Regions from separate parts of the Mus musculus genome. Here region 1 is linked to region 2. A link is a loop called in an ENCODE intact Hi-C map of the cell type or tissue named here. Cell type or tissue: left cerebral cortex. All regions are shown on one strand.

Evidence for each region. Peaks named below come from ENCODE experiments on the same cell type or tissue, not always from the same donor. Only the 100,000 strongest peaks of a DNase experiment are listed, where the experiment ranks them.
Region 1: it touches region 2 in a loop (6-fold over the local background); 3 of 42 quality-filtered maps call a loop at or near these places.

The regions. Positions count from the first base shown.
Region 1 is chr5:27,071,938-27,079,937 of GRCm38, reverse strand. All of the region lies in intron 1 of Dpp6 (dipeptidylpeptidase 6), which reads right to left. Among named protein-coding and RNA genes, the nearest start is that of Dpp6, 27 kb to the right of the region's middle. In left cerebral cortex, CTCF peaks have their summits at 3,726 (motif pointing left) and 4,735 (motif pointing left); DNase peaks (open chromatin) are centred at 1,937, 3,710 and 4,726.
Region 2 is chr5:27,648,300-27,656,299 of GRCm38, reverse strand. It overlaps Dpp6 (dipeptidylpeptidase 6), which reads right to left. Exons shown (of 26, transcript NM_207282.3): 11 at 4,000-4,123; 12 at 2,562-2,600. Among named protein-coding and RNA genes, the nearest start is that of Gm16058, 98 kb to the right of the region's middle. In left cerebral cortex, CTCF peaks have their summits at 3,656 and 3,862 (motif pointing right); DNase peaks (open chromatin) are centred at 8, 228, 910 and 3,965.

The DNA of each region.
Region 1 (8,000 bases), 580 kb after region 2:
GAAGTCCAGGCTCTTGACTAACAGCTCCTGCCACCATGCCTCCCTGTCACAGTGGATTAATAGCTCCTGAAACCATGAGCCAAATATACATGTCCTCCAAATATACATTACATTGCCTTTGTTGGGTCCTGTGCCATGGCAATAAGAAAAGTTGTTAACACAGAGGTATCTCATAGGCAGTACTAAGTAGGGCAGAATCACAAATACCTGAGGTTGACCCTTGCACGTGCCCCCTGCCATACAGACATCAGATGGGATTCACTACTGCATCCTGCTCTCCACTTTCACCCTGGTAGGGTCTGGACTTCAACATCTCATCATTGAGATCTTTGTAATGCTAAGTCATCTCAGTCTTTAATACCCAAATCACCATCATACATTCCATTCTTTTCAAATGATATTGTAATGTGTTAAGTACCAGTTCCAAATCCTGAACATCACACACATTTGCCATTCCTAAGGCCCAGGTACAAATGAATACCCTGAGGACAGAGATTTAACTAAGAAACTTGAAATGGATTTTAATTCCTCACCAGCCGCACTGGCTCATGGCGTTCTTCTGGAGGAGCTGCTGATCAGAGATCTGATGGCATGTCCCAAGCCACCTCTGTAGCCAGTTTTGGACTGACTCCCATCTACTGGTCAATTAGCTTCCTCCATCAGCCTTGTCACAGATATGTCAATAGTATGTCCCAGTCTAAAGCAAGCAAGAATATGGGACTTGGCAAGACAACCTGACACATGCCTACATGTACCAACATATGGGTTATGGGTGAAGCAGTTGGGTGGGAGCCTGGGTTTTGGTACTACACGACTCTTTGTATCACCTTACCTCTCCTGTGCTCCTCTGTACAAAGTACTTTCTCTACCCACCTTCTTCTGGACAGCCACTTCTGTGTTTGCAGGACTCCTTGTAGCTTCTGGGTTCTGACTTCCAACTTGGTTTATTAAACAAGGTTCTTTTATAAAACAGTCACAAGGTGGTCCTAACCGTCTAGTCATCTGTGTTTCCTGACTGCCAGGCTGTCATTACCAACCAGAATTTCCCCCAGGTCTTCTATTGTTAACTCTGAGGCACTGTGTGGCTATGTGACTGTACAGTGCTGCAATATAGATCAGGCAGGGGAACTAATATCCAAGGGTGTGAAAATGGTGGTCACGAGATCAGGAAGCCTGTCCAAAAGGACTCAAACTGACTTGAAGGAAAAGTTTACCTCAGCCCCCTGTCTCCTGACTATGGTCCCTCTGAATGTCCAGTCTCTCTACTCATGTTCCTCTCCGTCTGAGTGAAGAGTATGCAAACCCTCAGGAAGTACCTGCTATCACCCTGCGTATTCCTGGGCTCTCAATCCAGTTTCCCATTGGACAATGTTGGGGAAACCATCAGGCTCTGATGGGCCCTTGAGACTCATTGGCCTTTTCAAGACAAACTCCTCCATTAGCATCCTCTAGGTCTGATTTGCTCAGGGTTTCATTTTCCCAAGGTCTCCTAGAGGACACATGCAGCCCTAGGATAACCACTCAGGGAGCAGAGGGCATTCAATTACTGTTCTAATCACCAAGGAGCAGGTAAGAGGTACTCAGTCACACCAACCAGTGGCAGTGTGAGGACCACTTCCTCAGAACCCTCCACAGAGCATGGGGGTAGGAGAGTGTGTCTGTGTGATGGTGCGGGTTGCTTTGACCTGGAAGGACTCTACATTTCTAATGGAATTCATCCACAGTAATTTGAATTTCAAAACCAAAATATCTTAAAAAAAAACCCAACCTATAGGCATTTTGGAAGGAAAATAAATCATGTTTAACAAATCATTTTAGGTGAATTTTACTCTCCCAAATTAAACTCTAAACCAGGTGGCTTCCTTTGGCTCCCTCATCCAATCCTTTGCATGTACTTCCCTGTGCCATGTGATACTGAGGTTGCCATGACAACCACTCATTTCTTTTTAGGAGTTGGCTAGATATTTTAAAAACAACAACAAAAGGTCCCTGAATATTTCTAGCCTCCAGATCTTCCTCATGTACATCTTACAGCAGTTTCTAATATAGTCACCTGTCAGTAGGCAATCCACCATCACTCTGTCACTAAATGACGACCTTAGGGACAAATTTATCCCTGAGACATCTTCTCCTCACCACTGCTCATCCGGTAACAGGATGTTCACACTCTCTTCTCAGGGTAGGAAGTCTATATAGTGTTACTATCTATTATAGGGCTATAACTATTATTATGGTAGAAATGGTTAACAGATATATGTTTAGACAGTTGAGATGTATAGTAAGAAATAACTTTATTTTTTAACTGTTCTGGTTCTCAGTACTTTTCTAGTACATTTCTCTGGGTTGTTTTGATTTGTTTTGTTTTTACAAAGGTGGTAGAATGTCTGCAGCATTTACAGAAGCAGATGACAACATGTCTGCCTTTAGCATACATCTTCGCTGCCTGCCAAAAAGCCAATTAAAATGATGATGCTAAGGTATGCAGAAGTGATACACAGGACCTGCTCAGGGCACAGTCATGGTTGAATGTCTGATGCCTGAAGTAAGCAAAGTGAAAGCATCCACTGCCCAAAGCCTGAACCAGGGAGGTGCCTCTGCAGTGGGACTTTGGGGAGGAAGGGTCTAATCGCTACATCTCTCAATTGTATCTCCCACCTCCTCCTCAGAAGTATTTTAAAGAGGGGAGAATTTTCCAAAGGTCACAGGGAGAGGCTCTGCTGGCATTTAGGGCAGGACTCAGGGATGCTGGCCATTTGGAGGAGTGAAGAGCCTGCCCTGTGAGGCTCCAGGTATCCTTAGCCCCTGCAGGTTGGCTGGAATAAAACCAGCTGTCTGGCACTGCCAGCCACAGAGGGGACAGCAGACATCAGGGCCACCAGGTCTAGAACCTTAGGACCCAGCACCAATAGATATCAGGGCTTCTAAATACCAGAGCCACCAGATTCAAGGCCACTAGACACAAAGGCCACCAAATTCAGGGCCATCAGATCCAGGACACAGAAACTCTGGATACCAAGGGCACCAGATCAAAGGCCATAAGATTTGGGCCTTCAGAACAAGGGCTTCCTAAAATTTAGAGATTTCTCATCTGTCTTCTGCCAGGCAAAAAAGTAATCCATTTTTCCTGTCTGTTGTGAACATTTTGTGTCATAATTAGGGTGTTCTGTCATAGCCTTATTCTACAGAAATAGTTTCTATTTCCTCCTGATAATTTAAAAACATTAGTCTTTAGTTCCTAGAGTCAGATAAAGGAAGCTGATTTTCTGCTCTTCACACAGGTGGATAAATGCTGTTCCCACTGATTTGTGAAAACTCTTCAGTCTTATGCTAATTTCCAGGTACAAGTTGGCATTTTCAGAGACCTAGCCTGTCTTTCCCTATGTTCCCTGAAGCTTGAGATAGGTGCTATAAATATCACCTCACAGACAGGAATGACAGCTACAGGAGTCTATACTTGGAAATCGTTAAAATCATACTGTAGTAGGAGCTATGTAAGCTGTATGTCTGTCTGTCCATTCATTAGGCTGAGTACTCTTTCTTCACCCAGTGCAGAGTACAGATCACAATTACCAAGGCCACAGGACTGGAGAGATGGCTCAGCAGTCAAGAACACTGGATGCTTTTCTCAAGAACCCAGGTTCAAGTTCCACACTCACATGGAAGGAAGCTCACAATAGTTTGTAACTCCAGTTCCAGGGGATCTGATGCCCTCTTCTGGCTTTCACGGGTATCAGACATGCAGGCAAAACATTCATGCATATGAAATAAAAATTAAAACAATAATGTAAAAAGTTACCAGGGCCTCACCTTGTGATTGATGCCCTATTGGCAGAAGCCATTTGTTCTCCATTGCCTTGCTCAGTCTTGGTCTGTTACATTTCTAGCCTTACCCTAGCTACATAATTAAAACATGCAACAGTGCACACCCCACACAGTAAAAATCATGCAAAACACCACTGTACTTGACCCCGTGGTTGCCCTGTGCAAGCAGGCAGCCCCATTTCAGCTGTTGCAGATCAGGATAGCTACAGGGGACTCTGATCAGACCATGAATATGAAGGCCAGGCACTGCAGCTCCTTGCCTTGTGGTGCTCAGACAAGCACCTCAGGACGCTTGCACCTGTGCTGTATATAGCACAGGCTCCTACTATTAGATTCACAGCGGACTCACCAGTGTTTAGAAAACCTTACCCATACCCAAAGACAAATCCTACACTTGTAGATGAAGATCCCTCATGCTGGGGGAGAATCATCCGCTTGAAGACCACTGCAAACCCTACTGCTAGAGTAACTCCAAAGTAACAACCCAATTCAGCCATGCATGGATGTCCTAAGGCTGGGAGATGCCCAGAGCCCTTTCACCATTCAGGAAAAGAGTGCTGGGTGTCACTTGTGAGGGTCCCCTATGGGAGCAACACGGCTCAGGGCATGCTATGAACGTGGGCAGGATCACAGGCCTCTGCACAAAGTCTGTTTGTGGTGATGTAATCAGATACCATTGAGCAGCTGCAGAAGAGTTCCATAGAGACCCCGGAGGTTATGGACAGAATCAGATAGGGCCAGACAGGGATGCCTTGCTGTGTAAAGGGGGGCTGCTGCAGCTTCTCCCCAGTGTGATGAACATCTCCGCTGACACAGGAGTTGTTTTTCGACGAGCTTCTGCTTGTCCCAGTCTTGCTGCGATTCTGCACAACCCTAAAAACCAGGGTCTCAGCAGTAAACTCTGCCCTCTGCTGGCAAGACTCACAAATCACACACTCCTGCTCTTCCCACGCCAGCCAGATCAGGCAGACAAATGGAAGCTGTCAAGGGGGTGCATAATGCTTTGTTTGTTTAAGAATGCTGTTTTTAATGATTGGGATTTTAGACTAATTTTGTCAACTTGACTCTTCCCATGCTCAGAAAAAGTTGAGTTGGAGAAAAGGGAAGAAACCTTCCCTGTTTCCTAGTAATCTGGTTTTGATTGACAAGGGAGGACCCTCTTCCTTGCTACTTGCTTGAAGAGATGCGAGAGCTGAGCTTATGAGCATGCTCAGTATAACACAGGTGTACCACCAGATCCAAGGAAGCACAGAAGAACGTTTCCACAGGGAGGAAATTAGATGATGGTGGGAATGGCCTGCCCATCTTGCTCACCACCCAGCAGGCAGTGGGTGCCATGGGCTCATCGTGTAATTCCTTGCAACTTATTCTAGGTTCGCACATTTCCATAAAGTGAATCTGGGCAGATCTCAGTTGGTAAAGACTGAACAGCTACAGCTGGAGAACGAAGGAAAACTCCACAGGGCTAAAGGACTCAGAAATTAGGAGCACTCGATGCTCTTTCAGAGGACCTGAGTTTAGTGTCCAGCATCCACAATAGATGGTTCAAACCACCTGTAACTCCAGCTCCTGGGATCAAATACCCTCTTCTGGCTTCTGCGTGCATCCACATGTAAATAAAATAAAATCATTGGGGGACAAAGAAAGGCCAGGGGTCGCAGTGGTCAGCAGACAGAAGGCCAAGAGACCTTTGGTCTCTCTTTTTCCTTTCTCAGATAGAAGGGTCAGAAGTGCAGCCAGTAGGCAGGCAAATCAAATCAGTGGCAGGGCACTTCCTTAGCTTTCACTCCCAGCGTCCCCATCTTTAAAATGATGCAACCAATACAAGTGCCCTGTTTATCACTGAAAGCTGAGGTAAGCCCTGTGTGAGATGTTTGTTCAGCCTTCCAGGGTAAAGCCATCTAATACAATGACATACATATGTGAGTCTTGTCCTATACTCTGGTTCTTGTCAGGCAATACAAGTGTGTGTGCATGTGACACTTGGGCATCCCAAGTTCCATAACACAGAAAGGAGGGCTCAATGAATGAGTGACTTAATAATATACTTCCCTTTTAAAACATGATTCATTCATCCATGTTAAGCCTCCCCATGGATAACTTACCTGATAGAAATTATGTGAATGTAGTCTGCAATCTCCCATGCCTTCAATTAACAAAAAGATGCAACAAAAACCATGTGCTGGGAAGTTTTGTATACTGTTTTAACTAAGGGCTCAAGGGGGGAATGCCCACCTTTTTAAAAGATTTATTTTATTTATTACTTTGTGTGTGTGTGTGTGTGTGTGTGTGTGTGTGTGTGTGTGTGTGTGTTCATGAACATCAGAAGATGCAATCAGATGCCATTGTGCGGCACCATCATTGTGGTTGCTGGGAACTGAACTTAGGACTCTGAAAGTGCAGTCGGTGCTCCTAACTGCTGAGCCATCTCTTCAGCCCTGAAGTATGCCTTTTTTCAAAAGGGATTTTATTGATGACACTGGGTTTGTCTATTGCCTTTTAGCCTTTTGGATAAGCACATTGATTACCTATGCCAGTGAGGAAGGAAGTCCCCTGGAGACATATTTGCAGAAGCTGGGTGGAAATCCAAGTGTGTGACTACCGTATGGAAGCACCTGGATATCAGTATGTAACGCTGCTGTCCCAGAATACAGCCTAACATTTTCAGAACTTCTCCAGTGAGTAAACAGGAATTTTATAACATGATAGCTACATCACAACTGCTTCTGAGAAGCAACCCTGTTCTTGTTTCGAGTTGTAAAGAAGAAAACGGAGCAGGTGGCAAGAACTTCTTACTTTGGAAGTAGCTTGCACTGTGGATCCTGGGCTCTGACTTACAACACCTATGTGTGTGCACACATCCTCCAGCCCCAAAGTCCTGCTGCTCACTGTCCACAGCAGGGATGGTCACCTGAAACTGCTGGGAGAGCCGAATCTTCAACATTGCCTGGGTTTTGGTTTGTTGGTTTGTTTGGTTTTTTTTTTGTTTTTGTTTTTGTTTTTTGCTTTTTTCCTATTTCTTAAAAGGAGAGGTGTGTATGTGTGCATTTGTCTGGATGCATGAGTATATGTGTATGTGTGTGTGGTGTGTGTATATGTGTGCACGTTGTGTGTGTGTGTGTGAGAGAGAGAGAGTGTGTGTATATGTGTGTGTGTGCATTTGTTTGGATGCATGGGTATATGTGTATGTGTGTGGGGGGTATATGTGTGTGTGTGTGGTGTGTGTATATGTGTGTATGGTGTGTGTGGGTGTGTGTGAGTGAGTGAGTGAGTGAGTGAGTGTGTGTGTGTGTGGTATGGTTGTATATGTGTGGTGTGTGTAATATGTGTGTGTGCATGTCTGTGTGTATACCTGCACTGTGTAACTACCAGGAAGATGAAACTTTATTTCTATCTCACAATTTTTATAGAATAACTTTTTATTAATAGCCTTAAGGGCAGTACCCACTGACCTGACTTCCTAAGTCCTCACAGACATCTAGTGGTCAGGGGTGTTCTTTCTATGCATCAGTCATGAGACATTTAGTGGCATCTTCACTTCTATGTGACCCCACCCCTGCCAGGAGAGCACTGAGGACTCGGAAGCATGTCTCCTTTCCTTCTGCTGTGTCTTCACCTTGTGTTTTCCAGTTGCATGCTAACTCCTCAGCCTGTGCTCTTGCTAGAGATGCTCTGGATGCTGATACCACCTGTGCTACCTTTGCCTTCTACACTCAGCACACACACTTCCTGTGTTCTAGAAGGAGACCTCTTCCATCCACAGCAGTTACTCTCCTTGTCTTCCTTTGAGGCTGCCCCTACAGTCTTCCCCTTAAACACAGGATGTCCCCAATGCTCTCATCCTTCCTTTCATATGACATCAAAATTCAGATGAGCAGCACTAGCTCACTGTATGAGCATTTCTTCCAGAGCAGCTGTTTCCAGCTTGGTGTCAGCATCCCTTGGTGCTTCCAGAAGCCTCCATTTCCACACCCAATTCACCTTCCACCAAATTCTCTCAATCTCTCTCTCTCTCTCTCTCTCTCTCTCTCTCTCTCTCTCTCTCTCTCTCTCTCTCTGTGTGTGTGTGTGTGTGTGTGTGTGTGTGTGTGTGTGTGTGTGTGTGTATGTGTGTGTGTGTGCTTCTCTGGGTTTCTTACTTCTTTCTAATGATGTTAGTATTCAGAAGATGGAGAGCA
Region 2 (8,000 bases):
ACACATAGCATGCATCCCTCTCCTGGCTCTGCACTTGTCACAATATCCCCTAGCTTCACCCTTGCTTCCTTCCTGCATCTAATATCTCCTTCACTGTTTTGTCCCTTGCTGTTGTGATCTGTGATGCAATGACACAGGAGTCATTTTAGCATTCCGATTTCCTTTCCTTTGGATACAGACCCAGGAGTGGGGTTGCACTTTTAGCTGTTTGAGGAATCCATGCTATCTTTTGCAGAGACTTTCCTAACGTATGTTCTTGCTAACAGGTGTGGGAGTTCCCCGTCTTCCCACGCTCTCTATAATCTTTTGTCTTTTGATAATATTCTGTCAGCTATGATGTTCTTTCACTTTGTGACTTCCAGCTGCATTTTTTCTGGTGATTCCTGATGAACATTTTCCTCCATGTATCTGCTGATCATTTGTGTCATCTTTCTTAGAGACATGCATATTCAGATTATTTTTTTTTGTTTTAAAATAGAGCCATACATATTTTTTTCTAAAAGTGAGTTATCTCTTTGGTCTGGAGAGATGGCTCAGCAATTAAGAGCAGTGGCTGTTTTTCAGAGACCCAAGTGGGTTCTCAGGACCCACATGGCAACTTCCAACTGCCTGTACATAATCCCAGCTTCCATGGATCCGATACTCTCTACTGTCTTCTGTAAAGACCATGGCACACATATATGTGTAAAATAAGATGTCTTAAGATGTTTGAGCTGTCTTAATTTTTTATACATCTAAGTATTAACCCCATATCTCATATGTATTAGTTACTTTAAAATTTCTGTGATAAAATACCCTCACTAAAAACAACTTAAGAGATAATGGGGTTTGTTCCGATTTGGTTTGACAGTACAGTCCATCATGGTTGGAACAGTTAGGCAGTGGGGGTGTGAACAGCTCATCTCATTGCATCCACAGCCAGAAGCAGAGAGAGAGAGAGAGAGAGAGAGAGAGAGAGAGAGAGAGAGAGAGAGAGAGAAATATGCTGGCACTCAGCGCATTTTCTGGATTAAGAACCATCGGTCCTCAGGGGAGGTGGTGTCTGGGAGGCGGTGCAGCTTGCTGGGAAAGTATGACACTGGGGGCAGACCTTGAAAGCCACAGCCTTATCCCATTCCAGTCTGTTCTCTGCTTTGTGTTTGTGTTTAAAGACATGAGCTCTCAGCTTTCTGTCTTTGCTACATGCCCCTCTCGCTGGCTGTCATGCCCCACCACCCTTATGAATGCTTATCCCCTTGGAAACGATAAACCAATATCATTCAGAGGTTGTTTTTGGTCATTGTGCTTTCTCATAGCAATGAAGAAGTAAATACCACAGAGGCTGCTGCTGATAGGTGGAGTTTCATGGATAGAATCTTTCAGGTCAATAAAAACAAATGCCTGGATTTCTTAGTCACAGTTCTGCTTTCTTACTTTGTTGTGGATAGAACCTGGGGCTTTGTACACACAAAACAAGTGCTCTGCCTCGGAGCAACACCCCGAGCCCTCTCTGCAACGACTCTTTGGATTCAAATCTGTTTTGATTTTTCTTACAGGATTTGAAGATATTTTTATTTCCTCGGGTGGAATAAAAGAGAAGTAAGTTCCTTGAACTTTGTTCTTTCTAACACAAGAGTGTGGAACGAGACAATAGAATCATTAGAACATACCAGTGCTGGGGGGGGGGGGTCACTCTCTGAGTACAGTAATTCAAAAAACTGTATCAAAGGTGGGTTGCCTTGGCTTCTCCCGAGAGCTCTTAGTTTTAAAGTTTATTTAATTTTAAAATTTTAATTAAAAATGATGTGTATTTGTGTAGGGGTTTGTGCACACGAGTGTGAGGCTCTCAGAGGTCCGAGAGAGTGTCTGATCCCCTGAGCTAGAGACACAGGCAGTTTTGACCATTACGTACTGGGGCTGGGATGTGAGCTCCAGTCCTCACCAAGAGCAGTTTGCATCTTAACCATGGAGCCAACTCTTCAGCACCTCCTGATCTCCATGGACTGGCCGACCTCGCTGTTTCAGTGTTGGTGACTGAGCCAAGGGTCTCAGGCATGTTGCTCGCCTAAGAGTTTACCAGTGAGCCATACCTCAAACCCCTAACCTTGTAATCTTCAGCTCCCAGAGCCTGAGTTATGGAATGGAAAACAAAATCTCAGAGATGATTCTGCTGACCAGTTTCTGAGGAAATATCTCTCCAAGGGAGGTCACATGCCTAAGAATAAATGGAGTACCAACCACACTTTAATCTGCTTAGTCATTGTAGGCCTCATCTGGTCAATAGTGGGCTTTTCTGGGCTCACGATTTTCAGGCCACCAAATACATCGTCTGACTGGGAGATGAGATCTATCCCATCATTGTCTTTGGGGGAAAGTGTCATCCAGGGAACTTGACTTCTACAGCAGGGCCCGACAAGCTTCTCGGGATGATGAAGAGGGCTGGGCTTACACTGTCCCAGTCAGAGTAGCACATGCGCTTGGATGATCCCAGGTGGGACTCCCCAAGTGATTCCTTGTATGAAACCATGGTACCCACCCCTGTCAAGGTGAGGAGAGAATGCGAGGCTGGTATGTGGAGTTACCTGTCTGTGGAGCCAGGCTTCGCTTTCATCTTCATGTTTCTGAAATAGAATTGGACTGTTAGAAAGGGCCCTTTGTTTGTGTGCACTGTACATAGAATGATTTAATTTTACCTACGTGGCAGCTGCCCTTGAACACAGTGGCCACCAGGGCTTCTCAGTGTGGCAGTAATCCCTCTTTGTGGCTCACATCCTAGCACAAGTGTCCTCAGGCAGGCACCACTGAGCTGTGTGTCCTGTTAGGCTGCTTCTTCAGAAGGCTCAGATGTTGCACTGTTTGGAACTCTGTGTGTGTGTGTGTGTATGCACGCGAGCACATAAGTGCGTACAATGCTTGCTAGTAGAAATGTGGATCAAAACTGCAGTTTATAATTTCATGAAGCAATTCTGGGAAACAAAGTCAGTTAAAAGAGGCAAGGCACATATGGAAGTTGCTCTCCAGAGCTGTGTATGAAAGTACACAAACCAATCATGCCTGGACACCAAATGGTGTTCTGCTTGGTTGCTGTCACCTGAGATGCCACCAGGCTGGTGCTGCTCCTGACTGTGGGTGGCAGTGGCATGCATGGTGGGCATAGCAGGACAGGCACAGAGAAGGTTTGGACATTCAGCAGTGGTGTCCAGCACTGAGCTCTGCCTGAGTTTTTTTTTTCTCCAGCAAGCCCATCAGAAACACCCAGAATTGCTTCCAGTAATGGTAGGCAAATGTCAGGCCAACTTGAGGTGTCAGAGGCAGGAGCAGGTCATTGCAACCTCCTAGGGAACCTCCTGGTCAGCGTACTGAGAGCTGTTGGGTAGGGCTCACAGCTCTCAGTAAACCTGCATAGGCAAGCCTGGTGTTTTTCTTGCTAGATAAAATAGAAACTTAGGGAAAAAAAAAAGAGTTTCTAGAAGGTCTGTCTAGAGTGTCAATTGGTCTTTTAAATTCAATACAAGGTGACTTTCTTGGGGCTGCGGCTCAGCATTGTAGAAGCTTGGCTTGTAGGGCAGGGGGAGAGTCTGCTGCCCTGGCCAGGAAGAAAGGATGCCCTGGGATGCTCCTGTTCCTAGACACACTGCAGGTCTGCTTGGACCTGCCTACCTGTGCTGGGGTACCTGGCTTTACAGTGTTGCAAGAGAGAAAGGGTCAGGTCCTGGCCAAGTCCCCTCCTCTCTTGAGCAACAGAAAACAGGGAGAGCAGTATTCCCAGGAGAGCAGCCAGTGTGAAGGGAAACAGACCCTTGCCCCTGAGATTAATGGCTACACTTCTGAAGTGCCCCCCCCCCCAACCCCGATCTTGTAGCAATATCTGACTTGTCCACCAGGTGGCACCAAACCAGAGGCTGGACATAATGTCAATGACAGAGCTAAGCTAGGCTTCACATTTCTCCAGCAGGATTTGGATGGCATCTTCTATTTTATGGCCATTCCTTTACCCCCTTCTCTGTCTCAGTACTGTACCTTAGTGCAGACACCCGTGGTGGCATCACAGAGGGTCAGGATTGACACATTCTGGGCCCGGTTCAGCCAGGTCACAGCGACCTTGGTGCTGGTGGCCCATTTCACCATGGTGATGTAATATTCCCTGAGAACACAAACAAGAGTGTGAGCAGGGCCAACAAACACCAGAAGATGGCTACACCCCTTCTGCGTACACCAGTCAGTGTGTGTAGGTGTGGGGTTCTGAAATGGGGTCATTCACATGTGGGGTCAATGTCCTTATGGGTAGTCATATAATGCTCAGCACCTATCCCCCACCAGCTGGGCTCTTAAAACCGAAGGCAGGGTCACTGGGGTTGGCCTGGCAGTCTGGAAGGATGTTACATACTCTGGTTGGGGCTCTACTGACTTCAGTTTCACGTTATAGTCCTACCAAAGCTTACACTTTGGCTGTTTGAGAGAAGGAGGACCTGGCAGAGAGGTGGGCATGTGAGGGCAAGGGAGAAGGAGTCCTGAGTGAGGGACAGTGCAGAGGATCCTCAGAGAACCAAGCTGGAGAGACTTCAAACCTGGGCTAATGAGGGCTCAGTTCTTTTTCTTCATTCTTTAAGGAAGACATAGCCAGGATTGGGGATGATGGCTCTGTTCCCAAGCTTCGGTGAACTCAGTTTGAGGCCACATGCTGGATTTTACCCAAACCTGAAAACACCACCATGCTCAGAGTAGCCTTATGTTACTATTGGGAGCGCAGGGGAGGGGAAGAAAGATCAGAGAGCTGACAGGGGAGCTGTGGAATGCTGACCTCCCAGCAGCTGTACCTGCCTGCACAAGGCCCGCACAAGATCCAGCCAACCAACATCCAGCATGGACCAGGGAGAGGACCCATGGCCTCACAAACTATTAGCACCTGAAGGCTACTGAGGGAGTCACTCTCCTTTGGGGATATAACTGATAATAAGTAGTTCACGCCCTGGTGAATAGCCACATAAGCATGCGTGTCTGTACAGCACTAATCAGACTCAGGGGTTATCAGAAACAAGAAGAAAGGAAGGTATGGAATTAGGGGGTGATGGGAAGTTGGAGGGAGATAGTGGTAGATAGATATAACAAAATATGCTGTATAACTAGGTGGAATTTTCATCAAACTATAGGTCTCTCTTTCCAGTCCTGCCCCTAATCAGTGTCCTTTGAATGGGCAGATGCTTTGCTAGACTGATGCAGTGCTGAAGAATGTAGACAAACTGGGAGGCATTTCAGGGAGAGGACAAAGCAAGATGGGAAGTATAAGCTTTCTGAGAGAGCTGGGGTGGAGCTGGCACAGAAAGGATGGAGCACTCTGGTGTGGCTGCAAGACGCCAAAGGCAGAGAGGCATGTGAGAGTCGTGTGTATGTGATAGCGATGTCACATCTACAAGTAACAGGAAGCTATGGTTCTTGTGAGCAATGCTGCTGCTTCTCCCCTGCTTCTTTTCAGTTTCATGACTTTATCTGACTCTCAGCAGTTTCCATCCATATTGACTGTTCGTTTGCATGTTAGTAACAGGTGCATAAGTTATCGAAGTATAGAGCTTGTTTGGTGAATCCTCATCTCATTAAATATTCTGGACAAATGTGCCTGGATACAGTATGGAATGTTTCTTATTCTTTTGATGCAAACAGCTTTGTTGAACTTGTTATCAACATTATTTGAAGTTTTATCTCCTTCAGGTAAATTTCCAGATTCCTTGACTTTTATTTTATGTGCTTTTCTGGTGCCTGCAGAGGCTAGAAGAGGGCACTAGTTCCCTGGAACTGGAGTTACAAATGGTTGTGAGCCACCATGTGGGTGCTGGGGATGGAACTTGGGTCCTCAGGAAGGGCACCAAGTGCTGTCCCCTACAGAGCCATCTCATCAGCCTTGAGCGCTCCTCCAAGCCCGCTTTGCAGATGCACTTGTGAATGTTGAGAGTGGGTTTTCATGTCACTGCCTCCTCAATGGCAGAGCAGCTCCTGCTTCAGCACCTTCCCTTGCAGGAATTGTTCCACCAGGCCCAAGTTGGAAAGGTTTCTGACAGTCTTTCTATCCTAAAGGTGGATGTCCACTCAGAGTCGCCCACACAGTACTCAGGGCAGTTGCTGTAGAAAGCAGAGTCCTACTTAAAAAATGCAGGCACTCATGGCTAGTCACTGGTTCACAGGTAGGATGGGGGCTGGATGAGCAGGTCTTTAACTCTAGCTCCAGAGGGGAGCAGGCTCTGCCTGTGAGCATGTGGAAGGGGCACTTGCACTTTGGCTAAGGAGATGCCATCAGATCAGAGCAAGGAGGCCTTTGCTGGTGAGCAGTGGATGAATTCTTGATTAGTCCATTGTTTGCCATAAAATATGAATGGGCATTGTCTCTCTCATAGGGGTTAATGTGCCATGCCACATTGTGGTATTCAGGTTCTGGCACAGCTCTGACAGCCTGTGGCAATAAAGGGGGAAGAGGACAAAGTCTACTGATCTTATGACACAGAGAGCTGAGACTTAACTCCAGCATCTTAAAGCAATGATGATGTTCCATGCATCAAGCTGGGACTGAACATACTGTGAGAGGGATATTTTTTTGGAGACAGGATTTCTCTGTATAATCTTGGCTGTCCTGGAACTTGCTTTGTAGACCACACTGCCCTGAACTCACAGACATCCACTTGCCTCTGCCTCCCAAGTGCTGGGGTTAAAGGCGTGTGCCACCGCTGCCTGGCAAGGAATTTGTTTTTAAGGGGATGTGTTGTAGTAGAGGACAGCTTTGAGCACAATGCTGCCTGCAGGGAAGTCCACAGTCCTGTCTGGGTCTTTCTAGAGTTACCATGCAACTATCTATGCAGCTGAGTGCATTGTAGAAAATAGAGACGTAGTGCATTCAGACAGATGGCTATTTAATGCCTCGCAGTAGTTTCTCTCTCACTGAGGACCAAGATTGAAGTATGCTTCTATTTTGTTTTTCTATTAGTGGGGTTGGATATACAGCAGGGCTGGCTGTCAGGGCGTGTGAAGAGCTGGTATATGCTTTGGCAGTTGTGGGCTCTGTATTCAACAGTTAACGATGCAGCAGTAAAAGCATCCATTGAGGAGTGGCAGAGCCAATTTTATGGCAGTCCTCTGTGTATGCTAGTTTAGTGTAGCAAAAGCCTATCTATTTATCACAATGTCTGTCCATTTATCCACCCATCCATCTATCCACCCATCCACCTATCCACCCATCCATCCACCCAAACACCCACCCCACCCTACTCCACACATCCCACCTTATTTTACCCCATCCATCCATCCATCCATCCATCCATCCATCCATCCATCCACCCATCCACCCACCCCACCTACCCATCCACCCATCCACCTAATCCATCCATCATCCATCCATCCACCCACCCATCCACCCATCCCATCCCATCCATCCATCCATCCATCCATCCATCCACCCATCCATCCATCCACCCCATCCATCCACCCACCCATCCATCCACCCCATTCATCCACCCACCCATCCATCCACCCACCCATCCACCCATCCCACCCCATCCATCCATCCATCCATCCATCCATCCATCCACATACCCATCCATCCCACACTCATCTATTCTAATCCCTACAACTATACCTATCTATCTATCTATCTATCTATCTATCTATCTATCTATCTATCTCCATGCATTCATCATCCATCCATCCATCCACCCATCCATCTATCCACATACCCATCCACCCCACACTCATCTATTCTAATCCCTACAACTCTATCTATCTATCTATCTATCTATCTATCTATCTATCTATCTATCTATCTATCTATCTATCTATTTATCTCCATGCATTCATCATCCATCCATCCATCCATCCATCCATCCATCCATCCATCCATCCATCACACATCTAGCCATACAGGCTTCATATTAGTCCACTGTCCATCAATATGTATTAAGCATTTCCTGGGCAAATTACTGGTGTCATATGAGGGCATGCTGGGTGTTTCCTATGTCTCCCTGCAGGTGTCCTTTGCCTAC